Regions from separate parts of the Homo sapiens genome. Here region 1 is linked to region 2. A link is a loop called in an ENCODE intact Hi-C map of the cell type or tissue named here. Cell type or tissue: gastrocnemius medialis. All regions are shown on one strand. Each heading gives the region's core, and the rest is flanking DNA. Links, peaks and the distances in the headings are about the cores only.

The links. A loop is a pair of places that touch in the nucleus more often than their neighbours do. Peaks named below come from ENCODE experiments on the same cell type or tissue, not always from the same donor. Only the 100,000 strongest peaks of a DNase experiment are listed, where the experiment ranks them.
Region 1: it touches region 2 in a loop (2.4-fold over the local background); 3 of 110 quality-filtered maps call a loop at or near these places.

The regions. Positions count from the first base shown.
Region 1 is chr7:131,440,158-131,447,883 of GRCh38, reverse strand. It overlaps MKLN1 (muskelin 1), which reads right to left. Exons shown (of 18, transcript NM_013255.5): 11 at 4,182-4,403; 12 at 1,981-2,110. Among named protein-coding and RNA genes, the nearest start is that of PODXL, 110 kb to the left of the region's middle. In gastrocnemius medialis, for the core only: no CTCF peak of the experiment used is centred there; a DNase peak (open chromatin) is centred at 4,233; H3K27ac peaks cover 3,988 bases.
Region 2 is chr7:131,091,104-131,098,829 of GRCh38, reverse strand. The region is part of intron 2 of LINC-PINT (long intergenic non-protein coding RNA, p53 induced transcript); the gene reads left to right. Among named protein-coding and RNA genes, the nearest start is that of LINC-PINT, 15 kb to the left of the region's middle. RefSeq lists an enhancer at 7,222-7,726. In gastrocnemius medialis, for the core only: no CTCF peak of the experiment used is centred there; a DNase peak (open chromatin) is centred at 3,899; H3K4me3 peaks cover 1,173 bases; H3K27ac peaks cover 3,981 bases.

The DNA of each region.
Region 1 (7,726 bases), core at 1,171-6,170, 350 kb before region 2:
AAACTTCTAAATCCCAGCTCTGTCATTACGTAGTTGTGTAACTGTTTTCATCTTGTACATTAGAATAATACCACCAATTAAAGATATTCTGGTATATGGTAGGGTCTAAATAAAGAGTAGTAATTATTATCCATGGGAATACATTACCTACTAGCTAGATTATAAGCACTTTGAGAGACTGTGATTGCCTTGTATCCACTGTGTCCGTAGTCTAGCACTGAGTCAGCATGCCATAATTTTCAACATATTGTCATATCAATTACTATCTTCACTACCTTTTTCAGGGAGACCCATCTTAGGATTGTAGAAGGAGTATTACCTCTCTCCTGCTATTTTATTTTTATTTTATAGAGATGAGGGCTAACTATGCTGCCCAGGCTAGTCTCAAACTCCTGGGCTCAAGCAGTCCTCTCACCTTAGCCTCCCAAAGTGCTGGGATTAAAGACATGAGCCACTGCGCCTGACCCTCCTAGTTATTTTAATGGTAAGTTAGAATAACTCTTAAAAGCCAGAGAAAGTCAAATATTAAATCATATAGCTCTACACTCTCCTATGGCAACAGTAAATAAATGAGTAAATAAGACAATTTTAGATAGGGTAAATAATGTTATTACCTATTCAGGTCCATATTTCTAAATCACATGCTAAGCTGCTATTTTAGACATTACCTACTAATTTCCTGTTGTAATAGACGAAGATGTTTACTACACTTACACTATCTTCCCACTATATTTCATCCCAATTTTTGGTTAAACTGGCTGTAGTTCTGCATTATGATTAGGGAAATACTGCTTACTGTAAAGCCAAGAAATTTACTGTGATAATGTCTCCTTTTTTATAAAAAGTTTCGCTTTTCCTGTTGTGTCCCTATCCTTCGTTTTTTACATTAGATGCTATTTATACTCATCAACAGATTTTTCTTCCAAATGCTTAACATATCTATTGAGTCTACTTTTATCTGGAAACCTCCTTTTTGTAGAGACAGGGTCTTGCTTTGTTGCTCAGGCTGGTCCTAAACTCCTAGATTCAAGCAATCCTCCCATGTCCGTCTCTGGACTAGCTGGAATTACAGGCATATGCGACTGTGCCTTGCCTATCTTTTGTTTTTTTGTTTGTTTGTTTTAAAACAAGTTTTTCTTCTTAAATGTGAACAAATATTTTAATTTAAAAATATTTTTGTTGTTTTTGTTTTAAAGGAAGCTTGTATTAATCAATAAAATATCCAGAAACAATGTCTGTGAAACAAGTGCTTTTATCCACATTTGGCAAAAGAGCCAATAATAAAAACACCAATCTATAAGCAACAGCTAAAAAGAAAAGCAGCTGATTTAATTTCTCACTCTATTGTTCAAATTAGCATTTTAAACCATTGCACCTTAATTAAAGCCACTCTTTTAGGTACAATAATCACAGGCAAAGCAACTACTATGTAGGGTAACTATAAATGATCAAAACAGGACACTTTTGAAAATGAATGGAGCACTATTAATAATTATGCCAGGGCAATATGCATAATCTAAGCAAACCAGCCATTCCACTACTAATAACCTCCTAGATGCTGAGCTTTTAAACTTACAAGGTGTTACCAATCCCATGAAGTTCCCCCCTTAAGACACACACCCTACTATGCTAGTGCCTAATATAAAGATCACTACAGTGAAAATAGAAGATGAAAAAAATTAGCAAACACAGAATAAAAAGTTTTTAAGATATTGATTCTTCCTACCCCGCCCCCCAACAAGCACACACACAATTCATTTAGAAATTCACATATTTTCTGCTTGAAGGAAATAGTAATTCCCATATTTAAAAATAGATAGAACTGAATAAGCTGGTAGAATTTTCTTTCTCTTACTTGGAATTACTCAATTAAAGAAATAAAGAAAGGGTGAAAAATGATTAGAAAGAAAAGAGAATGAACTGCAGTTTTCTACCTAAAGTAGTTAAGACATGAGAGAAGAAATCACTCAATGCCCTTACCCATCCCAGAGTCTTTCTTGGTGCCATCTGATATTATGTCTACATGATCAGAGTCCACATCATAACTAAAGAAATCATTCAAATAGGTCTTTGATCGCTGGCCACCAAATACATATAAGCAACGATTTTTCTGAAAAAGAAGAAAAAAAAAAAGAAAGGAGTAACTTATCACTTCCATGAAGAACTCAGAATGATCCTTTAAAAACTTAAACCTCTACAAAAGTAATTTTATAACAGATCCCAATGGAGTACTATGCTGGAATAAAAGGGAAAGAGGAAGCTCTCTACATATTGCTAAAAGGGGATCTCTAGGACATCCTGTTAAAGAAGAAAAGCAAGGTGCAGAATAATATATACAGGTTCCTTCTTCCTTTGTGTAGGAATGGAGAAGAAGGAATATCTGTGCATCAGACAAAAAGAGAGGGAGAGAGGGAAAGAGAATGTGAGAGAGGGGAAAAGTGAGAGAGAGAGCACGCAAGCGAGAGCGAGAATAGAGATTGCTTCTTTTTTTGAAAAACAAAGGAAGGATAAACCAAAACCTAATAAAAGACAGTTACCTATAGTGGCAGGAACAGAGCAGGAAGACCTCTCCAAAAATAATACCTTGATGTATGGTTTTGACTTTAGAACAATGTATATGCTTTTATTTAATTAGAAGACAAAATTAACTCAAAAAAAAAATCTAAAATTTGGGCAAAAAAAATCCAACAAATAAACCTATCTGTATATAAAGATATACTCAGACACAGAAATAGTATTTCTAATGATTTTAATACATACTTTTTGACTACCCATCCCTAGAAGTCTAAATCCTAAACAGAAAAATAATCAGAAAGCAACGTTAAACAGCACTCAGTGATTCTGTTGTTAGTTTTCTTTACTGTGAAAGCTATTATAGACAGACAAAGCAACTAATGTTATGAAGCAGGATTTTAACCTTAAAAGACACAAAAATAGGCCAGGCATGGTGGCTCACACCTGTAGTCCTAGCATTTGGGCAGGCCAAGGTGAGAGGATTGCTTGAGACAGCCTGGGCAACACAGCAAGGCCCTGTCTCCTACTTCCACTTCCACTTCCACTTCTACTACTACTACTACTACTACTACTACTACTACTACTACTACTACTACTACTACTACTTCTTCTACTACTACTACTACTACTACTACTACTACTACTACTACTCAAAACCCAGGTGTGGTGGTACACACCTGTAGTTTTAGCTACTTGGGGGGCTAAGGTGAGAGGATCATTTGAGCCCTGACATTCAAGGCTGTAGTGAGCTACGATCTGCGCTCCAGTCGGGGTAAAAAGAAAAGATATAAAGTTACAAAATAGAAGACATTAAGATAAAAAATATTTTATTTGAATCAGACATATCAGTATGAATTCACAATTTAATTTTTCTCTTACAAAAAAAGATACATAAATATGTTGTGGGGGGTGCTCCTACTAGCCAAAGAGAAAAATTTGAGCATCAAGAAAGTGGCCAGGTACAGTGGCTCATGCCTGTAATCCCAACACCGCAGAAGGCAGAGGCGGGTGGATCACCTGAGGTCAGGAGTTCAAGACCAGCCTGGCCAACATGGTGAAACCCTGTCTTTACTAAATACAAAAAATTAGCCGGGCGTGGTGGTGCATGCCTGTAATCCCAGCTACTTGGGAGGCTGGGACTACAGGCACAGGTCACCACGCCAGGCTAATTTTTGTATTTTTACTGGGGATGGGGTTTCGCCATGTTGGCCAGGCTCGTCTCAAACTTCTGGAATCAAGTGATCCACTGCTCCTGACCATTGCTGATACATTTAAATTCTAATTCTATAAAATCAAATCTTAAATTCTTTGTACTTAATGGAGAATAGCAGAAGGGAAAATAAGAACAGAGTAAGAAATTGTCCTTCTAATTACTAAGAGACGTAAGTGGAAAGGCATAAGAAAGGAACATAGCTACAAAATCTACATAAGCAGTGAAATTAGTCATAAGATTGCCCAGGTTGGTAGCCAGGTAGTAACTATTTAGGAATTACCAGGTTGATGGGAAGAGTCTCATAATTAGCAAACAGTTCACTGTTAAAGAAGTTTTGTCTTTCTCTGTCATTGCTACACTAATCTCTTCCTAAAGAATTAGATTTCACCACTTCTTTTCCTATCTAGATATACATGACAAAATAACATTTACGCAATGTACGGAATGTTCTTACTGAGTGGAATAACATGCAGTGTCCTATTCGAGACTGGATGTCCTCAGGCCCAGCATTACAGGAGTCCTCTCGAAGAAGTTTCCAGGTTTGACATTGACAGTTGAAAGCAAACAAGCCACTGAATTGTGGTTCACTGGCTCTGCTGTCATCTACGCTGCCATTACAAGTCAAAATTCTACCACCAAAAGTGTAGATCATATGTTTTTCTGAGTCCATACACATCTATCAGAACAAGGCAACAGATTGAATAGTTTTAGTTTGTTCCTGTCATATGTGCTAAAACAAAACCAACATGTACAGTTTTACATTCTCAAAAAAACCCTAAACTTTGTCCCTAATGACACTAAATACCACCCCTGATTATCATATGCAAGTTTCTAAATAATTTTTCAAGTTGTCATTTTTGTCAGTGAGGGTAAAAACATGTTGGAATAAAGAGCTTTCTGCTTTCTTGAAATTGCATAATTTTTATCAAAATCAACCAATGATACATGAGGCGTTGATTTATATGTAAGAGTGAATACTTATATTCTGGGTGAATAGTGATCATACCCTCCTTATAAAAATTCCCTTCTTTCATTCTAGGCAAGCATCCTATTAATATTACTACCATTTACTAAGCGATCAGATATGCAAATAAGAGTGGTGAAGCTAAATTCACCTCTCTGCATTTATTTTTATAAAACCCTTCAGATTATGTTACAAAACAGTAAAACAAACAAACAAAAGGACATTTACAACAATCAAGTCTCCAGACTGACTTCTACAATGTGAAGAACTCTGCCTACTTTTAACATAGCACTATTTAATTTTCTTTGAATTAAGCTATACACTTCATGTTTAAAAGTCAAGCTTTATTCTTCCATTCTTTCAACTCAAGATTATAACTTTTCATAAAAATGTGTGAGAAAACAGCCATTTGTCACGAGACAATAAGAATCAAATTCTGTTTCAAATAACACATAAATCCAAGTTGGGAATTAGCTGTTGAACGTAAGTGGCATTTACATAAAGAATAAATTGTGTACACAAAACATCTATGTTTTGCTAAAATAAAACCCAACCATTTGATGTTCAATTCTCCTACCAGATTACTTCTGCTATTTATGTATTTTTTTAAACAAAAGGCTATTTTCATAATTTGTTTTTTTTTCCTAGACAGAATTTCACTCTTGTTGCCCAGGCTAGAGTGCAACAGCATGAGCTTGGCTCACCACAACCTCTGCCTCCCAGGTTCAAGCAATTCTCCTGCCTCAGCCTCCCGGGTAGCTGGGATTACCAGCATATGCCACCACGCCAGGATAATTTTGTATTTTTAGTAGAGATGGTGTTACTCCATGTTGGTCAGGCTGGTCTTGAACTCTCGACCTCAGGTGATCCGCCTGCCTCGGCCTCCCAAAGTGCTGGGATTACAGGCATGAGCCACCGTGCCTGGCTATTTTCATAATTTTAAATGTTGTTTTAAAAAACTGTAGTTATTATTAAAAAGATTCTAACATCTCCTAATTTTTATCTACCACTAAAAAGATCTACCTCATTAGCCATTTCCCAGGTTTCTCAAAGACTTCCATAAATTAAGATGAAAATCTATTCCCCAAGGGTGAAATCTTGGTAAACATGGTTGAAAAACAAAGATGTCTGGAAGTATTCCTATTTTTTAAAATGATCATACAGTTAAAATCAGCACACTGCTGAAAACAACTCAGTTTGGCCCCATCCACTGCCTCCGTTGAGGGCTCCACTGGAGCTGGGTCACATTTCCGTTTCTGAAGTACTTCAGACTCAATCACTCCAAATATCTGGGAACTATGCTGAAAATCTTTAGGGACTCACATTAAATGAGTCTATTTCCATTTTTTATTAACTCACAGATTCATACTAATGGCCAATCTTTGTTACCAACCCCCTACCTTTCTACTTCGTATGGCTACAAAGAGTTTCTTTCTTTTTGAGAATATTCAAGCTTAATTTTGATGTGGTTTATTCTCATTTGTTTGCAGGGCTGAAGTATAAACATCTTTATCTTGGTAGTTCTTCCTAGCATACCAGTTTAAACCAAGAAACCTTTTAATATTCGATTTCCACGCTTTTGATTTGTTTTGTCATTTTTACTCTCCGAAAAAATTTCTGAAAAGCTAGTAAACTTATTAAACTCTGTGTGATAATGTCTTTTCCATCAAAGACTTAAAAAAATCTTTAAAGCCAAAAGTTTAAAGACTATTCATTTATTATGTCAGGAGTTAGATATTTAATTTTTAAAATCAAAATAGTGGATAACCACTTATTTTCCTGGGAAAAATTATTTTTTGAACCTGAAAATGACTTTATTTTACTCATCACAGGAATACAAGATTGGTAAGGGTTTGGCTGGGTTCAAAATAATCTTCTCCTCACAAAATTTGAAGATATTGCTATAAAGGCTTCTAAGTATCCAATGTTGTCCAACCTACCACCCTCCCTTCTACAAACCTCCAAAAATGCCTCATGACCCAGTGAGAATATCAATGAGCTGAGATCTTCAATTCTTCAACTGAAGTTTTTCCTGCTACTTCTTGGCTAGCTCACTTTCCATTTTCTAGTAATTTCCACAAAAACTGATTATACTTGAAGGACAGTTTGGCTAGATATAAAATTCTTGGCTCATACTGTCTTTTCTTGAATGTCTTCTAGATGTTGCTCTATTATCTCTTGGCACTGAAAGTAGATGTAGAGAAATCTGATACCAGTCTCATTTTAGTTCTCTTATAGGTGACTTGATCATTTTGTCTACTTGCTATAAAATGATCTCTTATCTTTTATAGTCAGTGTTATTAATATATGTCTTAGAGTTAAGTATTTGGGTCAACTTTTTCTGAATATAGTATGCCCATTTGACATGCGGAGTAAAATCTTTCTTCAGGAAAATGTTCCTGAATTCAATTGATAAATATTTGTTTTTTCCATTGTTTTGGCTTTCTTCTTTAAAGTCTCCAGTTATATATATATATGTTGGCTCTCCTCTGCCTACCTTCCCTGGTTAATCATTTTTACCTCTTTGTTTTATCTTATTCCTATGCTATATGATCATTACCTATTCTTCTTTACGCTCTTTGTAGATAAGTCTTCATTTCTGAAAGGGGTAATGTACTGGGATATAACTTTCATTTATTGTTATTTTTCTTTTTATTGTTTTTCTTTAGAATGTCTCTCTAAAGCTTTGTTATTTATTGCTTTTTAGTTTTTCATATGTAATTGAGTTGAATTTCCCTGGACCAGATAACTTCACAGAGGATTTCTATAGAAGGTGGATGTTCTCGCTCAAGAACTCCTTCCTCTGTTGCTACTGAATTGAATGGCTCCTTCAAAATATGGCACTTCCGGTGAAGCCATACCTTCTCTAATTCTATGACTCTCATCTGGCTTACAGGGCTGATCTCAAGCTTTGAGCTCCCCAGGTTTCTTACTGGCCATTGCAAAAGGAGCCATCATTCCCACTGTGTTTCCTTCACTTTTACAAAATAATGCTTTCTGACACATATCACCTCTGGATATTTCTGGGTACTTTA
Region 2 (7,726 bases), core at 1,010-6,009:
CAGCCCTTTCATAGCAAGCACACCGTTCTTAGGGTGTATGTTTATGGGAGAGGGAAGATCTTGGGGAGGCGTTGGTGGAGATTCCAAGGCATTCTAAGAGGACAGGTGGCGCTCTGGAAGCATTCCATGTTAAACCAGACTCCCAGGTGCTGAGAATCAGATGGACTCAAGTTGAGTCCAAGTGAGGTTTGACAGTATATTCTAATATGACTAAATGTATTGGAGAGAAAAGAAAAGTTAAGACTTTGAGGAAAATATATATAACTTTACCTGAAAGCAGAGAAATAAAATAGAAGAAATTGGTGAGCAGGGAATGGGAAGACAAAAATGGAATGTTGTAAGTTTTTAAATGTCCTGAAACTTTTAAAAGACATATTAACTATGTCAAGATGAGTCAATAGCACAGGGTTCTTTGTTAGAAAATAATAAATGAATAAGTTTTCCTTTTTGTTTCTGGTGAATACTTCGCAATATCGCCAGGTGCTATTATTTGACTCATGTCAAATGCCTTTCCAAAGTTATGCCCAGAATTCATGCAATGCTTACATTTTTAGATTGCTTTATGATCGTTACCTTGTTTAAATCAAGTTTCTGGAAGGCACACATGACCGTTATTACTAGGCGTGCTTTATGGATTAGGAAACAAATCATTTGTATAGCGCAGACCACGAAGCTGGGTTGAGACCATGAGACTTCTCTGCTTTTCACACTACCAGTTTTAGTTTTATCTTGAAATTGTATATTGTCTCACCGCTTTTATAAGAGGATTGAGCCTTAAAATCTTAAGAGTTGATTTGGCATACGCGTAATTGATTTGAGCTATGTTTCATGGACCCAGCTTTAGATTTTGATCACCTCTTTCTCTTTGAAAAGAGCTACGTGTGATTTGCTACCCAGATCTGTACTCATTTCTTGACTCAAATATGTATCTGTGACATAATCTTCGTAGTTAAATCTGTGAAACTTTCAAATCCTTCAGACTTGACAGTGTGAGGCTGGGGTTGGCAGTCTGCTTAACAAGATGCTGGGACCACCTCTGAATTAGTGAATCAGGGAGCTGCTGTGTGATCCCCTCCTCCAGGCTTTCTTGGAGTTTGTCTCTGCCACTTCCTCAAGCCCTTTAAAAAGGCTCCTGTGCTTTAGAGAGTTAGGATGTTAATGACCGTTCTTTTTTCTTGTACTTTATTAAGTACTAGTCTTACTAGACTAGTGCTTAAGTGGCAGTGTCTGCCTTTGCCTTCTCCCATCTCTTTATGCTCCTTTCTTCCAACTTCTCACGTTTCTGTTTCTCGCACGGCCAGGTGTCCAGCATCCCATGCTGACTTGCGGTTGGCCAATCCCCTCCTCGTAGATTTCCTCCACATTTTCCTCTTCCTCCTTTTCCTGTGGGAAGTTCTTTTTCTGGGCTGTGGCTGGTCTTACGTAGTTCGGTGGAAAAAGTATTGAGGTAGTGTTAGATACTGTGCTGCACCTCCAGGAGTGTCCAATCTTTTGGCTTCCCTGGGCCACACTGGAACAAGAAGAACTGTCTTGGGCCACACGTAAAATACACGGACACTAACGATAGCTGATGAGCTAAAAAAAAAAAAAATTGCAAAAAAAATCTCATAGCGTTTTAAGAAAGTTTGTGAATTTGTGTTGAGCCACATTCAAAGCTGTCCTGGACCACATCTTGGACAAGCTTGCTTACAGTATTTCTGCTGGATTTCTGGTTCCAACTAGCTATGGAACCCTGTGAGAGATTTGAGTCTCCGCTCATCTGAAATGAGAGGTTGGATGGAGAACGGTCTTTCCAGCCCTAAAATGCTGTGATTGAGATTATTCATACGGTGGTATGGTTGTAGACCCTCACAGGAAACTTCAGCATTTTGAAAGGTACCCAGTAATCAAGACTGGTCTCAGTGTAGGGGTGATGCCTTTGAGTCCCCAGGTAAAACGATCTTGGACTCCTTAAATTAGATTGCCTGCCTTGTGGCCCGCCCTCTTCTTCAGGAGTTAGGGATGGGTCAGGAGGGCACCCTTGTCTTTATTGTGATATCTACGTTAGAATACCCGAATATTGAACCTGGATTACACTTTGGAAAAATTGCTGACACAGGTGTGAAATATTCGGCTGCTTTTCATCTCCATGAAGGAGGCAGTGGCCTTCTAAAGTTGTTCTTTCGGTGATGGTATTTAAACCACTAGGAGAGTTTCTGGGAACCTGCTTCATGCCTCTGTTAATTCTTATACAACTCATAAAAAATGCCACTTCAGATCTTTCTCTTGCAAAATTGTGCATGGCCTGTGACCGTAAGTGCTAGTGTCCTATTTCTAGGGACATTTTTGTTAGTACTGAATCTTTTTGTTATGTTCACCAAGCTACTTATCTGTCCATTGTCAAGGCCACTGACAGTTGTTTTGCTGTCTGCTTTTGTATTGATGTGTCATGCATTCATTGCACATATTGTTTATTTTTTAAAATCTGTGTTTATCTTTTTTGTTTGTTTCCAGAGAGATTAGTTATTGCTATGCTAAGAACATTTATTTAATCCTTTGTCCTTAGTGTCATTCATATTCCTTTAGCTATTCCTATTTTTTAGCTTTTTAGAACTTTATAATACCTACTTTTTATGGGCTCACTTCCAAAATAATTTGTGGTGACTCTTCCATTTTTAGCGTGTATTGCCTGAAAATTCAGGTATTTAATAGCAAATGAAAGTTTTTTTTTTAAATGTTGTTTATTTTGGATTTTATCTTTGAAATCTGTAGTTTGTTTTATGCCTCTTAGTTAGCTTACAAAAAGTTACTCTGCTTACACGTCTCTTATTTTTATGGAAAAAGATATAACATCCCCCTTTGCTCCCCCTTTTAAAGGGTTCTAAATTGAGATTCTTTCTGCTACTAATTTAATTCTTCTGAAAAAGAAACATAGGGGTTTGTTCTTTGCCATATATCTTTGTTACTGCCTAACAAGCAGTTTGGAACAATGACTTTATAGACTTAATCAGTACCCTGTTTAGTCATTTCATATCATCTGCAGTATGTTTTTGAGATACATATTTTTTTAAAAAATAAAAGATCATTTGGGATTCTAAACAACAGAAATATCCAAACAACAGAATTGCTCTAAAGTTTTAAAAGTGATCATCTGTATGAGAAATCATGCCTTGCAATAACTGAAGAACATTTGCTCTTCTGTGGGAAACAGTGGCGGCACGTCCTCGGCTCATTCTTGGTCTGAGTGGTCCAGCCACTTACCCCAGAAAGCGGTCCTGCATTGTGGAGGGAAACCACAGTGGCTCCCGAGAATCCATTGGCAATGGATGCATTCTGACCACATTTATTGTTGTTTTTGGAGGGTAACAGTTGTTTTAAAGCACTGAACTGTAATTGCATAAATACTCATCTTACTTCCTAAAACGTGTTTGTTGATCATCGTGCTCTTTTGGAGTAAGAGCTGTAAGCTCTGGTAAGATTACTCCTCAGGAACATGTTGGGTCTTGGACATTGCAGGTCAGTCATCTAGGGCAGCAGTCTCCAATCTTTTTGGCACCAGGGACTGGTTTGTGGAAGATAATTTTTCCACGGATGGGTGGGGTGGGGGATGGTTTCAGGTTGATTCAAGCGCATTCCATTTATTGTGCACTTTATTTCTATTATTATTACATTGTCATATATAATGAAGTAATTATACAACTCACCATAATGTAGTATCAGTGGGAGCCCAGAGCTTGTTTTCCTGTAACTAGATGGTCCCATCTCGGAATGATGGGAGACAATGACAGGCCGTCAGGCATTAGACTCTCGTAAGGAACCCGCAGCCTAGATCCCTCGCATGTGCAGTTCACAGTAGGGTTGGTGCTCTTATGAGAATCCAACGCTGCTGGTGATCTGACAGGAGGCGGAGCTCAGGCGGTGATGCGAGTGATGGGGTGCGGCTGTAAATACAGATGAAGCTTTGCTTGCTAGTCCACTGCACACCTCCTGCTGCGTGGTCCAGTTCCTAACAGGCCACAGACCAGTACCCATCTGTAGCCCGGGACTTGGGGGCCCCTCATCTAGAGTATTCTGGACTGTGGACTCTGTGTTCCTTTTCATGCATTGGAATCTTCCTAGTCCTCAACAGGGAGCCTAGGAGCAGGCACAAGGAAACATGTCCCCTCTGGGTAAACTTTCTGTCCAAAATTAAACAAAACAAACAAAAAACCTGAATACGTCTGGAATCTGTCTGAGTGTTTTGTGGATGCAGGCCCACCCTGGCCCTGGCATATCAGCAAGCCAGTTGTGGGCCATTCTTTTCCTCCCTGTTTATTGTCGTTTTTTCCTGCGTTCTTTACTCACTCAGTTTCCTTCCTTTTTTGTCTTTTTTGGTTCTTTTCCGTTTCTTCTCTTTTTCCTTTTACCTTCTTCCATTCCTTATATGGATAGCCTAGGAAACATCCTACACTTACCATAGGCATTTTTTTTAGCCTGATTAATGGCAGTCCAGAACTAAAGACAAATTTTACTCTGATATTATGGTCTGTAAAATCGCATGCTGGTGCAAATTATTTATTTGTTTGTTTGTTTGTTTGTTTTTTGAGACAGAGTTTCACTCTTGTGGCCCAGGCTGGAATGCAGTAGGATGATCTTGGCTCACTGCAACCTCTGCCTCCTGGGTTCAAGCAGTTCTTCTGCCTCAGCCTCCCAAGTAGCTGGTATTACAGGCATACACCACCACACCCAGCTAGTTTTATATTTTTAGTAGAGACGGGGTTTCACCATGTTGGCCAGGCTGGTCTCGAACTCCTGACCTCAGGTGATCCACCCGCCTTGGCCTCCCAAAGTGCTGGCATTACAGGCATGAGCCACCGTGCTCGGCCTGGAGTTTCACTCTTGTTGCCCAGACTGGAATGCAGTGGGATAACCCTGGTTTACTGCAACCTCCACCTCCTGGGTTCAAGCAATTCTTCTGCCTCAGCCTCCCAAGTAGCTGGTATTACAGGCATGCACCACCACACCTGGCTAATTTTGTATTTTTAGTAGAGATGGGGTTTTACCATGTTGGCCAGGCTGGTCTCTTGAACTTCTAACCTCAGGTGATCCACCCACCTCAGCCTCCCATAGTGCTGGGATGACAGGTGTGAGCCACTGTGCCTGGCCCGGAGTTTCACTCTTGTTGCCCAGGCTGGAATGCAGTGGGATGATCTCGGTTCACTGCAGTCTCCACCTCCTGGGTTCAAGCAATTCTCCTGCCTCAGCCTCCCAAGTAGCTGGTATTACAGGCATGCACCACCACACCCGGCTAATTTTATATTTTTAGTAAAGACGGGGTTTCACCAAGTTGGCCAGGCTGGTCTCTCGAACTTCTAACCTCCCGGATGGTCCACCCACGTCGGCCTCCCAAATTGCTGGAATGACAGGCGTGAGCCACCACACCCAGCCAGTGCAAATTATTTCTGAAGAGTTTAATATGTTTATATAGCATATTTCAGGTTGAATGGAAAAGATATGTGAAATGTATCACTTCTCAAGCTGTTTTTGATATTTAAATGGGCATTCAAATAGGTTTCAGATTGATGTTTAAATTTTCAGATTTAAATAGGCATTCAAATAGGTTTCAGATAGGTGTTTAGACTTTCAGATTTAACTAGGCATTCAAATAGGTTTCAGATTGAAGTTTAAAGAACAGTTTGCCTAAATTTTGGTAATAAATAACCATATAGAATTTCAGGGTCCTTTCTACGTATGGAAATTTTTGGTAAACAAAGATATTGTTTGGGTTAAAGTAGTATTTTTAAATTTCTTAAATTATAACAGAGTTTGGTATGTAAAAAATGTGGTAGAGTCAAATTTGTGTTAAATAGCAACTGTGACCTATGCCACTCTGAAGGAGCACAGTATATTCTAGCTGTAAGGGCCTTGGGAGCACATTGAGTTCAATCTTCTCATTTTATAAATGAGACAATTTACTTAAACTTACACACCTGGTTCACAGCATAGCGGACCACAGTTAGGTCTTCCACCTCCCTGTCCACTGTGCTTTTTGGGCAGAAGATAAGGTTAGGAAATTTAGAAGTGAAGTGGACAGAATAGCATGAGAAGACCATTATATTTGAGTTCTCAAGCAAGCTTTGACTTTAACTTCTGAGTTACGAGATATTGGATTAGGTGTGTTTAACCTCTTTGGATCTTAATTTTCGGAGGGTTGTATTTTTAGGTCCTTCTGAATTCCAATCAGGTGAAAAAAAATGAAATAGGTTTCAATTCTTCTTATTGTAGGTTCTTGCAATTTCACTTTAAGTAGTACCCCTATTTTTTAGTAGCATTCCTGTTTTTTTCTTGTTAGTGAATCAACTTTTCAACACGTGTTGTTGTTAGACACAGGCTGTCTGAGTCAAGATGCTAGTTGCTTCTGTATTCAGATGTCTCTAGCATTGTCTTGATTAACTGAAGTTAAAACACTTTAAAAGGCAGTTCTTCCCTAGTTTCAAACTGCAGGAATAGTCCATGGACACGTTATTCAGAGGTACTCTTTTCAAGTGGTTTACACTTTCTTACAGTCTTCAAGAGTAATCTCATCATGTAAGTAAAATTTAAGAGAATTTTGCTGCTCCAACTTCTAGAGTTGCTTTATTTATGGTTGTGGAACAGGTTTTTCCATTCTTAGTAGGATAATCTGGCATTGTTTGTGTCAGAGAGAAGACAGTTGTAACAATGTGGAAGGATAGGAAAGGTGAGTTTAAAGTATTGAAGAAAAGCTGAAAGACTGGAGGTTTTTTTCAGAAGACTCTGCCAGTGAGCTTTGAGACCTTTCCCCCATTGCCTAGCAGTAGTTCCCATGCCCTTAATTGTTTTAAAAAAGCCCATTCTAGGCCGGGCGTGGTGGCTTACGCCTGTAATCCCAGCACTTTGGGAGGCTGAGGCAGGAAGATTGCTTGAGTCCAGGAGTTTGAGACTAGCCTGGGCGACATAGTGAGAGTTTGCCTTTACCCAGGTGTGGTGACCTGTGCCTGTGATCCCAGATACTCAGGGAGGTTGAGGCAGGAGGATCACTTGGGCTTGGGAGGCCAGGGCTACAGTGACCTGTGATCATGCCACTGCACTCTAGTCTGGGTGACAGAGTAAGACCCTGTCTCAAAACAAAACAACAAACCATTCTTTCAGTGAACACTTTTTTAATACCTATTATGTGCATAGCACGAGTTAGGTGCTGTGGGAATTACAAAAGAATTGTTCATATAGGGCTTTTTGCTGTAGGTGCTTCCTCTCTAGCTGGGTTCCCAGTACTTAGGCCATGAAATGGTGAGGTGAAGTAAATGAGTACGCGCATAGAGTGCTCTAGTTGAGAAGGGAGAAGGGACAAAGCAGTAGGGGAAGACTCTAGGGAGCCATGGAATCTGAGCAGTTTGAAGGACCAGTAGTTAAGAATAGCTAAAAAGAACTCATTTTAATTTTCTTTTGGGAGAATGCAAGGGAAGTGGTTGGGCTAGGTTAGGACATAGGCTTGGGAGTTGGGAAAGAACCACTGTAGGTTTTAAAGTGTAAACCAAACAGTGACAGAGGCAGATCTCAATCAGTTTAGAGGTTTATTTTGCCAAGGTTGAGGATGCACCCCCGAAAAAGAAACACAAGTCACAGGAGGACCTGTGTCTTGTGCTTTTTCTGAAGAGGATTTTGGGAACTTCAATATTTAAAGTGGAAAGAGAAAGCAGGAGGGGAAGAAAAAAAAGGGAGAGTGGGTAGGCAATGAGGCAAGTGGTTA